Regions from separate parts of the Homo sapiens genome. Here region 1 is linked to region 2. The links are chromatin loops, found by intact Hi-C in ENCODE. Cell type or tissue: GM12878. All regions are shown on one strand.

Evidence for each region. Hi-C counts contacts between places; a loop is a spot of excess contacts. Peaks named below come from ENCODE experiments on the same cell type or tissue, not always from the same donor. Only the 100,000 strongest peaks of a DNase experiment are listed, where the experiment ranks them.
Region 1: it touches region 2 in a loop (8-fold over the local background); 10 of 110 quality-filtered maps call a loop at or near these places.

What each region holds. Positions count from the first base shown.
Region 1 is chr18:44,892,206-44,900,205 of GRCh38, reverse strand. The region is part of intron 3 of SETBP1 (SET binding protein 1); the gene reads right to left. Among named protein-coding and RNA genes, the nearest start is that of MIR4319, 74 kb to the left of the region's middle. RefSeq lists a silencer at 5,828-6,122. In GM12878, a CTCF peak has its summit at 4,571 (motif pointing right); a DNase peak (open chromatin) is centred at 4,595.
Region 2 is chr18:44,574,411-44,582,410 of GRCh38, reverse strand. It overlaps LOC124904290 (a long non-coding RNA gene), which reads left to right and starts at 2,458. Exons shown (of 2, transcript XR_007066347.1): 1 at 2,458-2,920; 2 at 4,148-4,448. RefSeq lists an enhancer at 2,853-3,354. In GM12878, a CTCF peak has its summit at 3,197; no DNase peak of the experiment used is centred here.

The DNA of each region.
Region 1 (8,000 bases), 320 kb before region 2:
GAGAACCTGCATTTCTAACAGGTACTAATGATGCTGTTGTCCTAAGATCACACTTTGAAACCACTGATCTATTCATCTCAGCTTTCTTTCTCTTTGGCTTTGCTACCTTCTAGTCCAGGGGTTGGCAAATTGTATCACCTGTTTTTTAAATAAAGTTTTATTGCAACACAGATGCACCCATTCATTATTGCATGATCTATGACTGCTTTCAAGCTACAGTGGCAGGGTTGTGTCATTGCAACAGCAACTGTATGGCTTGCAAAGCCTAAAATATTTACTGTTCAGCCTATTATAGAAAAAGTTGGCCAATTTCAGCTCTAGTCTTTCTCCTTTCCTTTAATCATAATATTTATTAAATATCTTATACTTAAAAAGCATTTAATATATATTTTTGTATTTTGTCATCACAATCATATAAATGAATTTTGGGTCTCTTCTACCTTAGAGGGATGAGTAATTTGTCCAAGGGCACATAGAATCTGAGTCAGGACCAGCTACATAGTTTGTGGAGATCAATGCATAATAAAGTTGTGAGGCCCCTTGTTCAAAGATTAAGAATTTCAGATAGCAAAAACCAAGCACTAAACCAAGTGTGAGATCTTCTAAGTGTGGGCCCTTCATTACTGCCAGCGTGGAATGCCCATGAAGCCAGTCCTGAGCTGAGTGGTGAGTCCAGTCCTGAGCTGTATGGTCCCAAGGCTTGGAGCTCTCTCCTACATGGCTGACCATACAGCATGGCCAACATGCACTGGCCTGAGGAACTATTGCAGTTTTATTTTGGAGACAGAATTGCCTTCCTTTCTTGTTAAATCACCAGGACCCCTTGCAATCCCCGGTTATGATCTCCTTTGGGGAGGAATGCCTCTCTCTATTCCCCAAAAAAGTTTGGTGTCTGGAAATTACTCGACAAATGTGACTATTTATTTAAAAATTTACTTCCTTTGTTCTAGAGAATATTTAGAGAATATCATTTGTTCTAGAGAATATTTAAAATGGCTTTTCAACACATCATTGGTGGAGTAGTGGATATTAATAAAGGCAAAAGCATAGAAAGACATTGAAGGAATTATTGTTTTAACTCTACAAAAGGAACAAAAAACGAGCAATAAAAACATTATACCTTATCTCACTGTCACTTAAAAATTCATGGAGGACCCCAGACTAGAACCCAGTATCTCCCGATATGAGACCCAGGGCTGTTTTCCAAACTTAGCAGAGAGTATTTCCATTTGGGCAATCCCTCAGTGTTGAGGTATAAGTGACAGCAGTTAAAAAACACATGGAAAGCCAAGCCAGAGATCATTTTAAAGAATGCAGCATCTCATGTTATTTGATCACTATATTCTCTGAGCATTTAATCCTCTCAAATATTTTACAATCACTTCCTTTAATTACAGAGAAAACACATTGGAGTGATGTGGGTGCTCGGGTGTGTCCCCTCCTGTTTCCTTCTTTCTGTTTAATCAAGAATTTGAATCACCTTTCAGCTTCCTAATCCTCTAATCCTAAAAGGAATTTACTCTGCTCCAAACTCTGCTTGGCAAGACTGTACAGTAGAACTCGAAGCCCTTTCATGAAGACTGGGAGAAGGGAGAGAAAATCCTGGAGGCAGCCTTCCTGGCTTCCTTCCCCAAACTCAGGAAATTGGGGCCCCTTGAGAGAATTGTCTTCCAGCTAGCATTTGAAAATACACATCTGGAAGCCCTCCATCAGATTTACCTGCAGGGCTTATTAAAATTCTAACTTTCTAGGTGGCTTCCATTCTAGCCACGCTAAATTAGAAGTTGGAGACAGAAAATTTGTCTATCCATCTATATCTCTCTATCTATATTTAAATTTTCCCAAGTGATTCTCCTATGTACCATAAATTGAGACGTGGCTAGCCATTCACATCCTCAATGTACATTCACTGTATAAATATATTACTTCCAGGAAACCCATTGGTGCTTAATAGTGTAACTCAATTTAAAGGTCATGAGTTATAAATATATAGAATCAAGTAGTGGTGTGGCTAAAAAGACCTTTGATCAATATGGGTCACTGCTGTGGGATCCAGAAAGAATGTGGAGGAACAATGAAACAGGCATCTCTCTATGGAAAGGTATGCTGAGTTACAAGCAAAGAGCCCTGAGTGAGTTTAGAGTCAGGGTTTCCATTCCTCAGAAGTCTGGGCACTATCACAACAATTACCATACACACCTACCTTTTTAGGACAGCTGATACTTCCAGTATTCTGATTTACTGTCTCTACTGAACACTCTCATATACTGGAAGTCTCAATACTTCAGTAACCAAGGTTTACCAACTCAACACTCCCAGAAGTGCACTAAAAATCCTCTATCACACCACAGGTCTGTATTTCTGGCTTGATGAATGTGGTCACCATAACCAAGAGAACAGCCCAAAGCTCAGATTGTCTTCCCCCATTAGCACTAGAGCTGTCTTCCTCCATCTAAAAAGATGGCCTCGTTTTGCCCCTGCACAGCTGCTCTTGTTCATATGCTGCCAGTTACACGGCTGCTCACTCTTTTCTATTTACCTATTCTCTGAGAGCTGGAACAGCATTTCCTAATTTTCTCTCCTCTCACAGACGCACCTGCAGTGTTTCCCACACAACTCAATTAATGCTATAAACTGGTAAAAGATGATGGCCCCTGCTTGATTCGAGGAACTCATCAGTAAAATGAGCCCGATGTGTCCCAGACCACATGCTGGGAGGAATACGAATTTGTAACACACCTTCTCATCAGCCCGGGTCGCTAAATAGGGCAGACTTTATTTTTTTTTTGCAGAGCCTCCATATGTTCGACTCACATGGATCAATAGAAGCACCATATTGTCTTCACAAAAGCTTCAGATCCTCACCCTTTCTAATATACAGAAGGTCCAGATTGTTTTTTCTCAAACATAGGGATGCCCCGAAGCTTCAGCTGACAGCGTGGGATAGGGAAGCAGCCCAAGTGAGTTATGTGGCCACAGACTGTGGGCCACACCTCACCAATTTGGGTTTCAAATGGCCCCCAAAGGACCCCGCAGAACTTAAAAGCAGAGAGATTCAGCAACTCTGGAGCGCAAATGCAATCTTAACCTCTATCGTGCTTTTCTGCAACAAGGCAGAAAATCAAAAGTGAGGAGTGCACAGCTGCCCCACCAGAAGCGAAGCAAAGTCTCAACAGGAGTGAGTCAATACACTCTGGGCGACAGCTGGGTAAACATTTCCGATCAACCCTTGCAGTTTTGATAGAACCCTGTGTGTGTGTGTGATGGTACAGTTGGGTGGATTGATGGCTGCTTAAATATCTGTAATCAAAGAGTACAGAGTAAGAAGGACATTGACAAACTGGAGAAGATAAACAGAAACACAAATAATGGTGGTTATCAAAGAAGAAAGATATCATAGGAGGAAAAATGAGGATATTTAGCCTGAAGAGTCAAAATTTGGATGTAGGGCTGGGTGTGGTGGCTCACACCTGTAATCCCAGCACTTTGGGAGGCCGAGATCATCCTGACCAACGTGGTGAAACCCCATCTCTACTAAAAATACAAAAATTACTTGGATGTGGTGGTGTGCACCTGTAGTCCCAGCTACTCAGGAGGCTGAGGCAGAATTGCTTGAACCCAGGAGGCAGAGGTTGTAGTGAGCCGAGATGGCACCACTGCACTCCAGCCGGAAAAAATCCAACAAACAAAACAAAACAAAAAAACTTGGATGTAGAGTGGGGAGGGTCAGGGATGATGTCTGTCTTCAAATACATCAAGGGCCAAGGCACAGAAGAATAATTAGACTTGTACAATATGCATAATTCCAGGAAGAGACTAATGATGAAAGTAGCTGGGAAATAGATTTCCGCAAAATATAAAATGTTTTCTGAAAATCAAAAATGTTCAGAAATAGAGAAGCTGCTGGAAATTTAAGACGAGACAGAATGTCCTTTTGTCAGAGAGTCCTTTATGATATGGGAAGTTAGAACAGTGGACCTCCAAGCCACTTTCCAATACCAATTCAAAGATTGTGTGCTGAGACACTGCCCCTAATCATCTCCCAATACCACCCCTTTCAGCCCACCTGTCAGGGGTAGGCAATGAAGTAACTGACAACCGGCAAAGTTAAGAGGATCAAATGTTACAGGTATGCAATACCCAGGAAGCGCTGCTGTGGCTCTAGATTCCTCTCCAACATTTTCACTGAGGGAGTGATCATGCTCCTATCAGGGAGTGTGTGTAAGGAGGGTGGGGTGAGCATGCGGGCATGGGGAAATGATTTTTACTTTGCCATTTCACTGTTACATCAAATCCCCTTTAAGAAGGTTTTCAGATTTGCCTCTCGATGTTAATAAATAGCTCATAATGCAAAAAAAGTGTCATTTTTTTTCTTTGGTTGAAATAAATAAAACAAAATATTTAATTTTTCCTGAAGAGAAGTCATTTAGTTCTCAAATTGCATGCTAAACCCAACATTGTTAAGTTAATAAGTCATCCTAAAATTCTGAGCCACCTGTCCAGTGGGAAGAAAAGATAGTAACTTATGAGATTACATCCTAACACCATTGCCACCTTCCCACTGGGAGGCAGCATGGGGTAATGGAAAGAGCACTTCTCTGTGAGTCCAACTTCCTGCTCCAACAACTTGCTATGGTACGTTCAGCAGCCATTTCACTTCTGCTGTCAAAGGTCACTGCCATTTTCTAACTCAACCATAATCACTCAACAGAGAAGACTGAATACCACTTGACTACACAATTATATTTGAGGACACACACTCAGGGAAAATGGGTTCAAAATGCATAGTACTCTCTACAGCTCTTAGATTTTCCCAATTCTCAATAACTTGAGTATTTGATGTGAACTCATGGTTTTTCAAACCCACCCTTCCTTCCTTCCTTCCTTCACTCCCTCTCTCCCCCCTTCCTCCCTCCCTCCTTCCCTCCCCCTCCCTCCCCCCTTCCTTCCTCCCTCCCTCCCCCTCCCTTCCTCTCTCCCTCCCCCTCCCTTTCTTCCCTCCCCTCCCCTCCCCTCCCATCCCCTCCCCTCCTCTTCCCTTCCCTTCCCTCTTCTCCTTTCTTTCTCTGCTTTCATTTGCTTTTTCTTTTCTGAGACAGGATTTTCCTCTGTTGCCCAGGCTGGAGTGCAGTGGCATGATCATACCTCACTGCAACCTTGAATTCCTGGGCTCAAGTGATCCTCCCACCTCAGCCTCCCTAGTAGCTGGGACTACAGGCACATGTGACTGGCTACTTTTTTTTTTTTTTAAGTTTTGCAGAGATAGGGTCTCGCTATGTTGCTCAGGCTGCTTTTGAACTCCTGGCCTTGAGCAATCCTCCTGAGTCAGCCTCCCAAAGCAGCCACGGTGCCCAGCCTCAATTAAGTTTTCAACAGTGAATTGGACTTAAATTGTCTTCTGTTTACAATGGCTGAAATCCATTTAAATTCTCTTGGTGGTCCTTTGTTGATTCCTGGAGATTTTTGTACTGTACTTGCCTCATTCCTACACATACTTTAATTGAATAAAATGGGAGAATGCATTTTCCCAAGTGCCTAAAGTGACTGTGGAAATAACCAGGGAGAGTTACTATTTTCAGTCTACAACATATCATATTCAGATACATATCATTGTGGACATAATGAATGGGAATTCTATATACCTATAATTAGTCAACATAATTTTCTTTTCCTCCTTATATAATGATTTTTATCTGAGCACCAAGGGGGTCCTTTAACATTCAAATTAAACTTCATGACAATCCAACAAGCCCAATATTACTACCTCAATTAAGGACATTGCTACATAGAAGGGTGAAAAAAAAAATGATCCAAGTAAGATGATCAGGAATACACATCCCTGTTTACTAGGGAGGCAAACTGCAAGTCTCCTTTGGGAGGAGCATATAAAACAAATTTATATTTACAATCGCTTCCTGCACTGCTGGCTAAATTGAAGTCATTTTGCCAAGATTCACTCAGAAAAAGAGAGTACCATTTCCTGCATTCTTTGGCTGGTTCTGGCGAACAACTTGGAGAGAGGGGAAGTGACCTGCTTGAGGTGATGAGTTAGGAATCTATGAGGCTGCTGAATGGAAACTCAAATGAAATTGGAATAGCTTTTTGTTTTTTATTTCAGCCCTCAGTCATCTCTTTTCACTCTAAGGTTCTTTGCTTGAACTTTCTGCTTAGTTGCAAGTTGTGCTCTTACTGGCTGCAGATCAAGAGTGGAGTTTTAAAACTAAAGTGTCCCCTCCAATCCCTGTTTAACCTTAGCATAAAGAAATGGACAAAGTTTGGTATATACAATAGATAGGCAGCAACTCTCAAACTGTTTTGACCGTATGAGAGAGATAAGAGATACACTTTTCATCATATTCTGTACACACACACACAAATAGGTATTTTTGTGTGCATTTTACACATGTTAAAATAAGAGTTTAAAGAAACAAAATTTGCACTTACTCTGTATGATGTCTTTTGATATTTCTCTCTCTCCCTCCCTCTTTTCTTTTTTCCTTTCTCTTGCTTATATTGACCCCCTAAATTGAATTCATAATGGGTCATGAATCTCAGTTTGTATAAAAGCAAAACAAAACAGCTTATATAAAGTTCAAAAATGAAAGACTTGTTACCACTTCAGGAAGGCCACACCGGGGTGAGGAGAGAACATTGATCTATCAGCCAGGAGACCGAGGTTCAATTCCTGTTGACTACTAACTATGTGCACCAGCTAGAAAGCAGGGTGAAGGGTATGGGCTGAAGAGCCTGTGTTTGCATCTCACCTCTCTCAGTTACAAATTGTGTGAATTTAAGCAAGTTACCAAACATCTCCACGCTTCCATTTGCACATCTTTCAAATGGAGCATTCATAGAACCTACCCCCAAGGGTTATTATGAGCATTTAGTGAGTTATTGTAGGAAAATTACTCAGAACAGTTCTAATGACTGGCCTTTAGTCAGTGGCCAGTAAATGTTATCTAGTACTACTTTAAATTGAGGTGACAGGATCTGTTCTAACCCTTGAAACTTTTCATGTAGGTTGCTCGTTCTTAAGAAGATGAGAAGGAATTAAATGAGGAGAAATGAGTCACAGTTGTTATGGAAAAGGGACTGTTAATGTCATTTGACCACAAGCTTTTTTTGAGCTAACAATGGTTGCTAAAATAGTCATCATAATCCTAGATGGCAGTAATTGAAATAAAAAATCTCAATAGAGGCTGCTAACAATCACCCTATATTGGTCAGGAAACATTTAATATACTGTTATTAAAGTCATGGAGCTACCAGAAGATTTGATTGCTTAGGGTCATGGAGATGCCAGAAATCTATTCTAGGAGAAGGTGAACAGAGCTAGGAGGAGATGAAGACCATATTAATAAAGGCTTGGTTGAGAAAATGAGAGGTGTTTAGCTTGGAGATGTGAAGATTTAAGGGAGTTCTGATAACTGCTTTCAAATGGTTGAAGTTATTGTGTGGATGAGGAAGAAAAATTATTATGTAGCAGTTACAATAAAACCAGTAGATAGAAGTTTCAATAAAATATATTTGAACTCTATACACAGAATAATTTCCAAACAATAAAAGCTGTCCAGCCACAAAATACATTACCTGGCCAACAGAAAGCTCTCCATCACTGGAAACTTTCAAGCAGAGACAAGATGACCTACTAGGTATGCCTAACTGATTTTTTGAATTGGTAACAAGATCAAATCACAACCTATTTTAGAGCTAAAATTCAACACAATAGCACAGGTAAATGGGCTTTAAAAGGCCTAAGCCATGTACATATGCAGGTGACATTATGTCAATGCTGTCTGCACCTGTCTGCACCACCTGGAGTGTCTGTTTAAGTCCTCAAAAACACATTTTGCTTCCCATCCTTAATTCCCATATAAGGCCATTCTCTAAGTTCTATTGCAAAACTTGGGCAGCCATGTAGCTCTCCACCAACGAAACAGCTAGGCCTTTGTGCAACTTCTCATCCATAGTGGAGAGCCAGTGGAATTTTATTTTTGTTT
Region 2 (8,000 bases):
GTGCCCCCTAATGAGAAGGGAGTGGTGTCATCTAAGGGCCAAATCATCTCTCAAAAACTTATTAGCTCTCCAGCTGTGACTGCCTCTACAACCTTTGTGTATATCTATCTGCCTCTCACAAACTGGGGCTTAGAGAATGCTTTGTGGGTTCACATAAAATGGTTTGCTAACCTGCTATTTCTTTGTCCTATAAGCTATTTTCCTTAATGAAAAGATAGCACTATTTTATTCCTTGAGCTGTAGACCAGGCCCACCACAATCTGCTTTGCAAACTCATCAGCTGGAGATTAGAACACCTGGCTTCCACTCATATTCTGCCCAGGATGTTTATCACATTTCATGAGCCACTCATTAAGTCTCCCAGCATAATGGTGTGTCCGGAATTGGTGGGTTCTTGGTCTCACTGACTTCAAGAATGAAGCCGCGGACCCTCGCGGTGAGTGTTACAGCTCTTAAGGTGGCGCGTCTGGAGTCTGTCCCTTCTGATGTTCAGATGTGTTCGGAGTTTCTTCCTTCTTGTGGGTTCCTGGTCTCGCTGGCTCAGGAGTGAAGCTGCAGATCTTCGCGGTGAGTGTTACAGCTCATAAAAGCAGCGTGGACCCAAAGAGTGAGCAGTAGCAAGATTTATTGCAAAGAGTGAAAGAACAAAGCTTCCCCAGTGTGGAAGGGGACCCGAGCGGGTTGCCAATGCTGGCTCGGGCAGCCTGCTTTTATTGTCTTATCTGGCCCCACCCACATCCTGCTGATTGGTAGAGCCGAGTGGCCTGTTTTGACAGGGCGCTGATTGGTGCGTTTACAATCCCTGAGCTAGATACAGAGGTTCTCCATGTCCCCATCAGATTAGTTAGATACAGAGTTTGGACACACAGGTTCTCCAAGGCCCCACCAGAGCAGCTAGATACAGAGTGTCGGTTAGTGCATTCACAAACCTTGAGCTAAACACTGGGTGCTGATTGGTGTGTTTACAAACCTTGAGCTAAACACTGGGTGCTGATTGGTGTGTTTACAAACCTTGAGCTAGATACAGAGTGCCGATTGGTGTGTTTACAATCCCTGAGCTAGACATAAAGGTTCTCCAAGGCCCCACCAGAGCAGCTAGATACAGAGTGTCCATTGGTGCACTCACAAACCTTGAGCTAAACACAGGGTGCTGATTGGTGTATTTACAATCCCTGAGCTAGACATAAAGACTCTCCACGTCCCCACCAGACTCAGGAGCCCAGCTGGCTTCACCTAGTGGATCCCACACCGGGGCTGCAGGTGGAGCTGCCTGCCAGTCCTGCGCAGTGAGCTCGCATTCCTCAGCCCTTGGGTGATCAATGGGACTGGGCGCCGTGGAGCAGGGGGTGGTGCTTGTCGGGGAGGCTCGGGCAGCACAGGAGCCCATGGAGTGGGTGGGAGGCTTAGGCATGGCAGGCTGCAGGTCCCGAGCCCTGCCCCGCGGGAAGGCGGCTAAGGCTCCGTGAGAAATCGAGCGCAGCGCCGGTGGGCTGGCACTGCTGGGGGACCCAGTACACCCTCCGCAGCCACTGGCCCGGGTGCTAAGTCCGTCGTTGCCCGGGGTCGGCAGGGCTGGCCGGCTGCTCCGAGTGCGGGGCCCGCCAAGCCCACGCCCACCCGGAACTCCAGCTGGCCCGCAAGCGCTGCACGCAGCCCCGGTTCCCGCTCGCGCCTCTCCCTCCACACCTCCCTGCAAGCTGAGGGAGTGGGCTCCAGCCTTCGCCAGCCTAGAAAGGGGCTCCCACAGTGCAGTGGTGGGCTGAAGGGCTCCTCAAATGCCGCCAAAGTGGGAGCCCAGGCAGAGGAGGTGCCAAGAGCAAGCGAGGGCTCTGAGGACTGCCAGCACGCTGTCACCTCTCAATGGGATCTGGGATTGGAAAGAGCTTTGAAGGTCTTCTACCCCATCTTTCTGTCTATTGATTGAATATCCTCTACTTTAGAGATGTTCTTTTTCATCTTGCTATAAATGGAATGCAACCACCCCAGCCCCTCCCCAGGGGAGCTTTTGGGCTTCGAGTTGGGCTGCTGTTGAGTTTTGGTGGCAGTGCCCAGGAGTATCCGATTTGGAAGGAAATGAATATGATTCAGCTGTGAAAATTACAAGTTAGATTTTGGCTTTCAGGCCATTGTGTATTTTTAGAACCAGAGGAGAATAAAATAAACATTATTTTAGGCCTAGTACAGATTATTAATATTATATTCAGGAAAAAAAAAAGCCTTCCTGGTGATTGGTTGAAATAATTTCTCCTAAATATAAATTTTCCCAACTGTGCTAATTTTCTCCAGGATAATATTACAAATCGTATTGATTAATGCCCACCCCCTTTTTGTAACGATTTCTTTGAGATTGGGAGTAGGGAACTGAATGAGTTCACTTTATTATAGCTACTTTGCCAACCGAAAGCCACTTGAGAGGAGAGACGTTTGTCTTCATTGTTACGTCATCTCCTGTGTAGCACAGTGGCTGGCACCACGTAGGAGGACAAATCATGCTTGTGGAGTGAGTGAATAATCAGAAAGCGTAGGTCCTGATAATAGAAGTTAATGACTGAAGTATCTACACTTATTTATTCCCTAACATCCCTTGGGCACTTAACTCTTAGTTAGATACTGTTTAAAACACTTAAAAAGTATTACCTCACAATTACTCTATCCTAAGGTAGCAACTCTATGATCCCAGGTTTATCATTGTGCCACAGGCTTAGGAGGGAGGTCTGAACAAAAATGCAAGAAAAAGGAACTTCTGTCCTCCAAGCCACGTCGTGGTAAAGATGCAGCATACCTCTCAGAAATTTAAGTTAATAGAAACAAGCACTACATGCTAATGTACATGGAATGTGTGACTAACAGAGAAAAAGTGATACTGTGAGGATGTAAAAAGTGAGCTAACTCGAAAAGTCCTCAAGAAGTAGTGTTAATGGTGAGTATGTCTATGCGATAGCTCCTTCCGGACTTGCTGCACAAACAAAAAGGTATAATGATTTTGGTCCGGGTGGCGTTTTGGTGACCTTCTAATGTCATCATGCAGACTGACAGCCAAATCACCATTCATCCACCATCTGCTGAGCTGGGAATGCTGGTGAGGTTGAGTGAGGTTTGTCAAAAAGTTGCCCACCCTATTGTAAATGAGAAAGCAGCCAGGAAGGCCGCAACAGGCAAGGAAGTAAATGGCAGCGATTAACTTCAGAACACAAAGGGAACCCCTAGTGGGCTAAGTGGGTTAATGCATTTTCCTGACTTGGCTGTTAGTAAAATCTAATTAAATCAGATGCTACTAATTTGAAACTCTTGCTTATTTGGACCAGCCTGAGCTAAATGTTGCTTCTACTCTTGCTAGGAAGGAAAAGGTTTTCTTAGCAAATTACTGGGGTAAACAAGATTGCAGATAATTAAAGTGCTTAATAGAATAGTAGAGAATCAAATTTGCAAGAAAACAATCATTGTGCTATTTTTAAAATGTTCTTACCTGTTCATTAAAGCAGGCCATTAAAGGATCTCTGCTTCTTCACACTTCGTTAAGCTGGTTTGAATTGTTATGTTTACTAGACAGTGAAGAGAAAGGACTTCTCTAATTCCTACTGGCCTCTTCATAGCCCAGTTAAGTCCGAATTAATGACATTTTTTTTATGGGCAATCTAAGAGAGTCATTTTAGAGAGATTGTTAGACTTGTCCCTTTCTTACTGGAGGTTGAACTGGGAGTCTGCAGAAGCCACAGTACACTACACAAATTTCTACATAGAGTCTTATGAAGGAAACATTCATGGCCGTGATTTCCCAAATAGAGACAAGTGGTTAGGACCCATGGTGGAGCATCATCTTCATGAGTATTATTAACTCCTTGGTTCCTGGGAAGAGAATGGAAGAAAAGAAATGAGCTAGACTCTGTAGAGGAATTTCAAGTTCATGTGGGAGAACTACAAGCATCTGTAGTTGGCACTTTTAAAATGGGCTCTAAAAAATTAAAGGTTAAAGAGATTTGCCAACTATCTCTTATTTTTATACTTGTTTTAAAGTGTCTTATTTTAGTCTAATGATCATGTGAATCTAAAGCAAAGACATTCTGGATATTTTGGATGTTTGGATGGCTACTTAATTACCTACTCGCAATATTCATAGCTTTCTTTCTATTTGTGTTTATTATTGCAGTAATACAAAGAACTATCTAATGCTTACCAGTAATAAGAAAAAAAAATACAGAGGTATAAAAAATATATAAATTGTGTGCTCCCACCATAAGAAGGCAAACGGCATCCCTAAGAGCTGTGCAAATAAAGCCTTCCTGGAATTTGAATAGAGAAAAAAAACGGTGTGAGGATCGAGTCACCTGTGGCACATTGTAATAAATTTGTTGAACTGCATTGGAACAGAGCATACAGTATGCACATTGTGAGCAATGATATAATTCCAACAAAATGATATCACATTAAATTAATGTTGTTAATTTTAATTTTATTGGTTTTCTTTGAATTCGTTTGCACATTTGTTTGGTTTTTATAGTTCTATAAGAGTCAGAAGCATAAGGGATTTATAGGTAGTTTATGTATATTCATATTTAAGTAACATTTTAATAAATATAATTTAAACCAATACTGGGAGTTCAACAGTACTTTATTATTATTATTATTATTTTTATTTTTTATTTTTTTGAGACAGAGTCTCGCTCTGTTGCCTAGGCTGGAGTGCAGTGGCGCGATCTCGGCTCACTGCAAGCTCTGCCTCCCGGGTTCACATCATTCTCCTGCCTCAGCCTCCTGAGTAGCTGGGACTACAGGTGCCTGCCACCAGGCCCGGCTAATTTTTTTGTATTTTTATTAGAGACAGGGGTTTCACCGCGTTAGCCAGGATGGTCTCGATCTCCTGACCTTGTGATCTGCCCGCCTCGGCCTCCCAAAGTGTTGGGATTACAGGCGTGAGCCACTGCGCCCAGCCTAAGAGTACTTTATTTTTTAAAAGGAAGTTGGAGAACTAATGATCTATAGAACCACAGATTATTGGAAATTGAGAACTTGGAGATCACTGATCTAGTCCAGTGTTTCTGAAACGGGGTTCCAGGGAACCCTGTATTGAGAGGTGTTCCTAGGCATGCCAAAAAAAACCAGACAGGGGTTTCTATAATCAAATAAGCCCTGAAAAAACAGAGCAGTATCTTCCTCTTGAAGATTCGCAGTACTTCTTTATGAAATAAAGTCTCAGCAAGGGCCAGTGATAAAGAAATCAGGCCGATTTTGTTCAAAGCAGCATTTCTCAATCTTATCAGCACCCGAAACCCCTTGCTATAGAGGACCTGCTCCCATCCCGCAGGTCCAGGCCCTCATTTCACAGAAAAGGCAATGGAGAGGATATAGAGGGTGGAAGAGTGCCCCACCCTCCAAAATTCATGTTTACCTGGAATCTCAGATGTGACCTTATTTGGAAGTAGGATCCTTGCAATAAAATTAAGATAAGGTTGTAATAATTAATTTTATGTGTCAACTTCCTTGGGCTTCAGGGTGCCCAGATATTTGGTCGAACATTATTCTGGGTATTTCTGTGAGGATGTTTTTGGATGAGCTTAACATTTAAATGAATAGACTGAGTACAGCAAATTGCCCTGCCTGATGTGAATGGGCCTCATCTATTCAGTTGAAGGCTGAACTAGAACAAAAAGGCTGACCATCCCTGGAAAAAGGGTGAGTTCCTCTTGCCTGACTGCCTTCCAGGTGAAGCACTGGTTTTTCCCTTTCTTTGGACTCAAACTGAAACATTGGCTTTTCCTGGCTCTGGAGCCTCTTGGCCTTTGGACTAGAACTACATTATCACCTCTCCTGGTTCTTCGACTTGCCCACTGCACATCTCGGGATTTGTCAGCCCTCATAATCAAGTGAGCCAATTCCTTAAACCTCTTTCTGCATGTAGATATATACATCCTAATGGATCTATTCCTCTGGAGAGTCGTGACTGATAGAGGGGTCATATTGGATTAAGGCGGGCCCTAAATCCAATGCTTAGTGTCTTTATAAGAAGAGAAAACAGAGACACAGAAAAGACAATCGGGGAAGAGGTCCCATGTGATGACAGTCAAGGATTGGAGTGATGCACTTACAAGCAGAAGAATGCTGCAAACTGGACTGCTGCAACCAGCAGAAGCTAAGAGGAAGCATAAATTCCCCTTCTGAGGTTCCAGAAGGAACTAATGCTACTGACGCCTTAATCCTGTACTTCTGGCTTCCTGAACTGTGAGATAATTTCTGTTGTTTGAAGCCACTCAGTTTGTGGTAATTTGTTATGGTAGCACCAGGAAACACACACACACACACACACACACACACACACACACACAAACACAGAGACAGAGAGGTGAAGTGGCCTACCCACTAGCAAAGGCAGGACTAGAGACCAAGTCTCTCCATTTGCAGCCAGTACTCCTTTCATTGCATCTATTCATTTATTTTTATCCCTATTTTGTTCCAGAAAAAAAATACACATACCATTTTTTTTCCTTCAGGCAAATAAATACAAGAACTAAAACCAAAATACAAACAACTTACAACAGAGAAACAAGCTCATTTCTAGAAGCAACAGAGCCCTAATTATCTGTATAAAATCTAACTATACTGCCATACGAGAAACTAGATTTTCCCAAGAGTAAGACTATCTATAGAATGTCAGAACTGATGTTAGATGTGTAGATGTTTGTGACAATTATTTTATTTTAGAGAGATATTTTTATAGATCTAGTGTATTAGTTTCTAGTTACTGTTTTAACAAATTACTACACACTTAGCAGCTTAAAACAACATGAATTCATTCATTCATTCATTCATTCATTCATTTAAATTATGAAGGCCAGGAGTCAAAAATCAGGCGCTGTGTGCTAAAATCAAGGTGTCAGCAGGGCTGGCTGTTTCTTCTGGAGGCTCTAGGGAAAATCTGTGTCTTTGCCTTTTTGGCTGTCCACATTCCTTGACTCATGACCCTGCATCGCTCTGACCACCACTTCTAGCATCAACATTTCCTTTACACCTGTGACTCGTCTGTCTCCCTCTTATAAGGATCCCAATGATTACTCAGCTGATTCTGGATAATATCCCTATGTCAAGATCCTTAACATAACCATACCTGCATACTCCCATTTGCTATGTAGGGTCACATATGGAATGCATAAGGTTCTGGGGATTAGGCTGTGAGTATCTTTGGTGGTAGGACTCTGATAAGAATTCAGAGTGGTATGAGCCCCATGCGTTACGCCATTATGAAATAATCATAAAAGTAGACTTATAAGGTATAATAAAAGTAGCCTTTTAATTCAAGGTCCTTCTCAGATTTCCAGGGTGTACAAAGTCCACATAGGCTTCAATTATGCTTTGAACTATACATAGTGACAAAAAATATAGAAAGCAGAAGTTTAGGAAATACGTTATTGTAAATCGGGTTTTGTTATTGCTTTAGTTCCACAAGAAAACAAAATATCCATCAATGGAGCTCAGTCGCATCGCCGTCTCTCTGTGATGATCCTAGCCACTCTCCAGGCACAGCAATGGTTTTGTCTATAGAGATCTTGTGAATTTGAGAAGGAACCCAATCCAATATTGCTCCTTGAGAATGAGATAAGGATATTTTTGTTTGCTCATAAACTTGTGAAGGACAAGGATGTCTATGCTATTTAAAAGTCTTTGCAGGCAGGGTGCGGTGGCTCATGCCTGTAATCCCAGCACTTTGGGAGGCTGAGGCAGGCAGATCACCTGAGGCCAGGAGTTCAAGACCAACCTGGCCAACGTGGCAAAACCCCATCTCTACTAAAAATACAAAAAATTAGCCAGGTGTGGTGGTGGGCACCTGTAATCCCAACTACATGGAAGGCTGAGGCAGGAGAATGGCGTGAACCCAGGAGGCAGGCAGAGGTTACAGTGAGCTGAGATTGTGCCACTGCACTCCAGCCTGGATTACAAGAGTGAAACTCCATCTCAAAAAAAAAAAAAAAAACTCTTCACAGATTACTAAAGCCTGTCATATAGGATAT